Linked DNA regions of Mus musculus: region 1 is linked to region 2. A link is a loop called in an ENCODE intact Hi-C map of the cell type or tissue named here. Cell type or tissue: heart. All regions are shown on one strand. Each heading gives the region's core, and the rest is flanking DNA. Links, peaks and the distances in the headings are about the cores only.

Region 1 (2,801 bases), core at 165-2,664, 97 kb before region 2:
TGAGGGAAACTTGTCTGAGTAAGGTTTACTTATGTGTATACAATCCCACAATCTTTGTCTTTTCCCCATGTGTGTGACTTTATGTGTATATGTAAAGCAGGCTCCACACTAGGAGAAAAACATACTTTTTTTTTTTTTTAAAGTCCGAGTCTGGTTTATTTTACTTCCTATGATGAGGATTCTCAACCCAGTCCACTAGCGATGTGCTCCGCGTTGGCTTCTGCACACCGTTCCCCTGGCCCGCCGCTTCGGGAAAGCGTAAGCCGCAATGGCACTTTGATTTTCCTACGTCCCGGGGCAGCCCCGGGGTCCGCAGCTCCACCTGGCTCGGCGGCCGGGCGCACAAAGAGCGGCGCGGGCGGCGACGGGCCGGGACGCAGAAAGTAGTCCCGACCACGCCGGCCCCAGTGTCGGCCGACGTCGCCTCACGCCCTCCGCCGCCCGGGGAAAGAATCCCATCGGAATGCGCCTCGGGAAGACCTTATCCCCGCAGCGTGCGGGGGCTCGCGAGGCTCAACCCGCGGGGGCTCTCCGGGGAGTCGGCGCGCGCGGCGGTCGCGGCTCCCGGGGTCCGGCCGCGGCGCGCTGAGGACGGGGGTGGGGGGAGTCGGGCGCGCAGGGAGACGGCGGCGGCCCCGCGGCGGATCCCTGCGCCGCTGCGAGAGGAAGAGGCTGAATGAGGCGCCGCGCGGGGGACGTGGGGCGCCGCGGGAGGAGGCGGCGGCATGGGGGCAGGCGCTGGCGTCGCGCGAGCCCGGGCCGGAGCGGCGCGCTAGAGCCCTGACGTGCGCCCTTTTCTTTCTTCTCGCGGCCGCGGAAAGCATGAGCGTGCAGACCCGCCGCTGCGGCGGCCGCCCCGGCTCCTCGCCCGCGCGTCCCCTGGCCGCCGGGCGCCGGTGAGGGCCGCGAGCGCGCGCGGTGGTGGGGGGAAGATGGGGGCCGTGCTGAGGAGCCTCCTGGCCTGCAGCTTCTGCGTGCTGCTGAGAGGTGAGGCGAAGCGAGGCGAGGCCGGGGGAAAAGTTGCCGGGGTCCCGGGAGGGGGAGGGGAGGTGGCGGGGACAGCGGCGGGGACAGAGGCCTGGCGCTGGGGAGCCGCGCGAGGAAGGGGCCCGCGGTCGGGGGCCGCGCCCGGCCGCCGCGCACACCCCTGGCCGGCCCCGCGGCGCCGCCGGACAAAGCTGCGGGCCTCGGGGGGACCCCTGGCCCCCCGCACTCCATCGGAATGACTGACGGTGCCCGGCTCGCCTGCACTCGGGGCAGAAAGGGGCTTTTGTAGTTGCGCTTTCAGCACCATTGGTGTTGACCTCCCTCTCCCTCGAAGCCTGAGCTCACCTTTCCCGTGTCTCTTAGGTGAACTTTTTTCTTCTTCTTTAAACCCCACTATTTTTTTTTTCCTTCTCCCCTCTCTAGGCCTTGTTACAACTAATAATTGTCTTCCGCGGGGATAGAATGGTCCTGGGTGAGAGCACAGTTGGAAATTGACTCTAGGGTGATAGGTCGCGCTTTTCAGCATTCGGGATCATCTGAGCCCATAATAAAAACACAAACGTTGCCCTCGTAACCCCTGGTATTCAGGACTCGCCCCCTGTTTGCGGAGTGTGCAAGTGTACAGTTGGCACCAAGTAGGGAAGTCATCCTTGTGTGGCGAGGAGCCTATCCTGGGAACTAAATTATCATTTGCTGGGCACCCCTGGGAACTGCTTGGCACTTTAGTAAATAACAGAGAATGCCCTGGGTAATTTGCTATGGGAATCGCTTAAACGTAGTGGCTCTGTGGTGTTTTGAATTTGGACTGTGAGGCTGAGACGTACGTCCTGACTTTTTGTTGTGTGACAGTTTGCAATGGAAACCTTGTCGACTGGTCTTCAGTTGATGAGCGATGGGGGCTGGTGCCATGGAGAGTGTTGCCTGTGCAAGAATTGAGGTGCTGTTTGACGCCGTATCTTGTTGTTCGCTTTTGTTAACTTACCTGTGCCAGTTAATGGGACCTCTCTGGGATTCTTAGTTATTAATTTAACAAGCTCAACGTTTAAGTCCGTCAGAAGTATGGAAGTTTGCAAAGTAGGATAGTAACTAACAATCTTATGATGTAAATGGGACAGCCTATCATCTATGCATGTGTGTATTTGAATAAGACTATTTGCCTTAAAACCCCCCCACCATTTTCTAAAAATAAGCGTATCCCGAATTGTCTAGTCCTTTTTGCAAATACCAGAAAGATAATTGCTGTTTTAATTTCCATGGCAGAGAACTCAATGTTATTACTCAAGAGATTTAATAATCAAGTGTTTATTTTGTTATAGTAAACTCTACATTGAAAGATTTTGCTGTAGCTGTGAGAAAGTTGTTATTAACATGTGAATATGATTGACAAGTTCATAAGAGTTAAAATGTAGAACTAGTGGATTGATTTAGAGTTGGGAAAGTCTAAATCTGTGACTTCTGATGGCTTTAGCGCCTGAAAGTCCAGCTGCCATTCTTAGAGGGGACATAGGACTGTTTGTTTATTTTGATAACAGGTTTGAGCCTAGAGTTGAGTAGATTCATGCATGAGTTTGGTTTAGAGATGGTGAAGCATGATATTGTGTGTAACAAGATCAAGAAGAGGTAACTGTCCGAAGTGGAGCTTATTTAAATGTAATACAATAATGCTAAGGAGGTCTTTGTTTTTCTGTTTAGCATTATTTAATTGTGAGCATATATCATTCCAACTGAAACTGTCTTTTTGGTGTAAACGATTCCTAATTTAAAGTTTCTTCACTTCTTGGCACTGTTAGCCTCTGTTATAAGTGACAGTCACC
Region 2 (2,801 bases), core at 185-2,684:
TCGGGCTTAATCCAGAGTTCATTGCTGACTAGAATTGCTTCAACCGTCCCCACTGCTTCATTTGTGTACAGGGGAGATGGAAGTGCAGAGATCATACTTTTTATTTTTAACTTCTCAAGTTAACTGTACCCTAGAGACATGATGATGGTGGCGCTGGGTTGGACATTTTATCAGGGAAAAGAGGTCGTTAGTGACTTTGACCACTGGTTACATCTACTCTTGCTATCTTTCCATTATCCTGGTCTGTGCAGAAGTACAGGTCTTGAAATCAAGTAGGTCTTAGTTCCGATCCCAGCTCTGTCACTCATTAGAAATCTCAGTTAACTTTTTTGATTGAACATAATGCAAGGCATAAAGCCTCTACCTGTTAATGATAGGGGTTGTACAGATATAATTATATCACTAATTACCTTTTACTTAAAAGACTCATTGAGTAAAAAACATAATCTTAGCAAAAAATAAAAACTCCAACAGTTTGATCCAGTATTTCTTGGTAACTATTTGGGGACTGCAGAATGAGAATAATGATATTATCAGTCTCATGATGATATCATCAGTACATGCCTATGTACGAGGCATGGATTTCAGTACTATTTACACTTCCTTCGTCTCTGGGCTCAGCCAGTGTAAGCTTCAAATGACAGCAGCCGTTGGCTGTCTTCTTTACAGCAAGCACTTTACATTTTGAGTGTGTTAAAATATAGGGAAATGAGATTACTCAAGTACCTTACGGTGAAGAACAAGGAGGATGTCATGTATAGGGTGCTGAGGATCATTTAGCAGTGTTAGCAGCGTGCTCATACCTTGTACTCCATCTGTACCTTATTCTCATAGGCCAGTGCTAGTGGCCAGTAACTGGTAGATAGAAATTACACAGCCAAAGACACGGCAAATAAATTAGATATCTTTTTGAAAGATCTTTTTGAAGTTGTATTAACTCAGAATCCTAGTAAATGAAATAAAATTTATTTGGACCGACTATATAGAAAAATGTGCTTTTGGTTGACTTTGTAAGAAAATATTACATTAATAATAGTAATATAATAATAATTGCTATTGGGCTGGAGAGATGGCTCAGCAGTTAAGAGCACTGTCTGCTCTCCCAGAGGTTCTGAGTTCAAATCCCAGCAACTACATGGTGGCTCACAACCATCTGTAATGGGATCTGATGCCACCTTCTGGTGTGTCTGAAGACAGCACCAGTATACCCACATACATGAAATAAATAAATAAATCTTTTTTTTTTTTTAATAATTCCTGTTTCCCCATATAGGACAGTAGTCCCAGCATGCAGGAAGCTAAAGTGTGGAAAGTCCCAGCTGCAGAGCAGCGTGTCTGTGTGTGAGGGTGTGGAGGCCTAGGGTGCGTCTCCACAGACTGCAGGGTGTTTAGCAGCATTCCTGGCTTTCACCTAGTAGTTGCCAGTAGGATTTCCACATCTTGATATCAAAATATCTGTGGATATTCCCACATCTGTGGCGTCCTGTGGGTGCAGCATCACCCTTGGATGGGGACCACTGCTCTGGATGTATTTCTAGTTTGTGATTGGAGCTTCCATTGTTTATCACTCTGGAAGAAAGCTGTTCTCCTCTCTGATCAAGGCATCATCAGATTCTTGGACCTCTCTGTGTTGTCCCCACCACCCTCTTCTGCTCCAGGTTAAAGTAGCCCTGAAATGCATTTGATAAGCAAATACATCACTCATACAAACCCTTTTTTAAAGACCAGATACCCTTCTGATGTATGCTCACACGAATTAAGAATTGTGTGTATTGTCTTGTGGTTGTCTGGTGTGGAGTCTGAGTTATGTGTTTCTTTCTTTTCTTTAGGGTTTTAATGTAGTTGCAAACTCAGTCGCAAATCAGAACCTTGAAATACAGCCCTATGATCTCAGCATTGATATTTATAGCCGTTACATCTACTGGACCTGTGAAGCTACCAATGTCATTGATGTGACGAGATTAGATGGACGATCAGTTGGAGTGGTTCTAAAAGGCGAGCAAGACAGACCTCGAGCCATTGTGGTAAACCCCGAGAAAGGGTATGTTCCAAAGCCACAGCCTGAGACTGCCTCTGATGCCTCCTCACCCTTCGTTTCTCTTTTAGTGGTCCTCACACCAGCAAACAACTCCACTCAGTGTTTCCCACCCTTGTCCCTCCTCCTGCATTTTCTGATATGTCTTCTTTCATTTAATAGAGCTTTGCATTTGATGAACAATTCAATGCTCAGTTACATCTGAATAGATGCCTGGGATGTTAGTAGGGAAAAGGCTCAATCACTCTTAGAGTTACAGAAAAGGGATGGACTCTATAAAAGATTTATCTGTATGTCTCATTTTTAGTTATTAAAAAGGTGAATTAGAGGAATAATTTATAATTTTGTACCTAGATATCTCTGGCCGTTGATTTATTTTTTTTTAATCTATAAAATGTAATTTTCTGAAAACTTCTTGGTACCCTTTGTTACTATTATTAAAAGGAGTATATTATCTTGACCTTTTTAAAAAGATAGGCGGGGTGGGGCGGGGCAGGAGAACCTGGAGAAAGGTTAACTGGTAGCTCCTCTTAGTTGTGCTTAGCAGTGAGACGCTCCAGCACACTGTTGCCTGGGAGACTGACTGACTGCAGAGTGCATGCCCCAGAGCGCTACAGAAAGAGCTTGAGTATGCTCACTGTAAAAAGTACACCCCTGAGGAGATAGAGATACTTAACAACTATAAAATATAAACAGACATTGAAATATCAGGTTTACTCAATTATATATAATTTTTGTTTGTTTCCACATGGCTGGACATTTTTAA

The links. Hi-C counts contacts between places; a loop is a spot of excess contacts. Peaks named below come from ENCODE experiments on the same cell type or tissue, not always from the same donor. Only the 100,000 strongest peaks of a DNase experiment are listed, where the experiment ranks them.
Region 1: it touches region 2 in a loop (1.8-fold over the local background); 8 of 42 quality-filtered maps call a loop at or near these places.

The regions. Positions count from the first base shown.
Region 1 is chr6:134,564,829-134,567,629 of GRCm38, reverse strand. Lrp6 (low density lipoprotein receptor-related protein 6) reads left to right here and starts at 717. Exons shown (of 23, transcript NM_008514.4): 1 at 717-987. The coding sequence starts at 933. In heart, for the core only: a CTCF peak has its summit at 1,591; DNase peaks (open chromatin) are centred at 409, 639 and 1,609; H3K4me3 peaks cover 2,500 bases; H3K27ac peaks cover 1,888 bases.
Region 2 is chr6:134,467,883-134,470,683 of GRCm38, reverse strand. Lrp6 (low density lipoprotein receptor-related protein 6) reads left to right here. Exons shown (of 23, transcript NM_008514.4): 14 at 1,830-2,041. Among named protein-coding and RNA genes, the nearest start is that of Gm52921, 18 kb to the right of the region's middle. In heart, for the core only: a CTCF peak has its summit at 1,194 (motif pointing left); no DNase peak of the experiment used is centred there.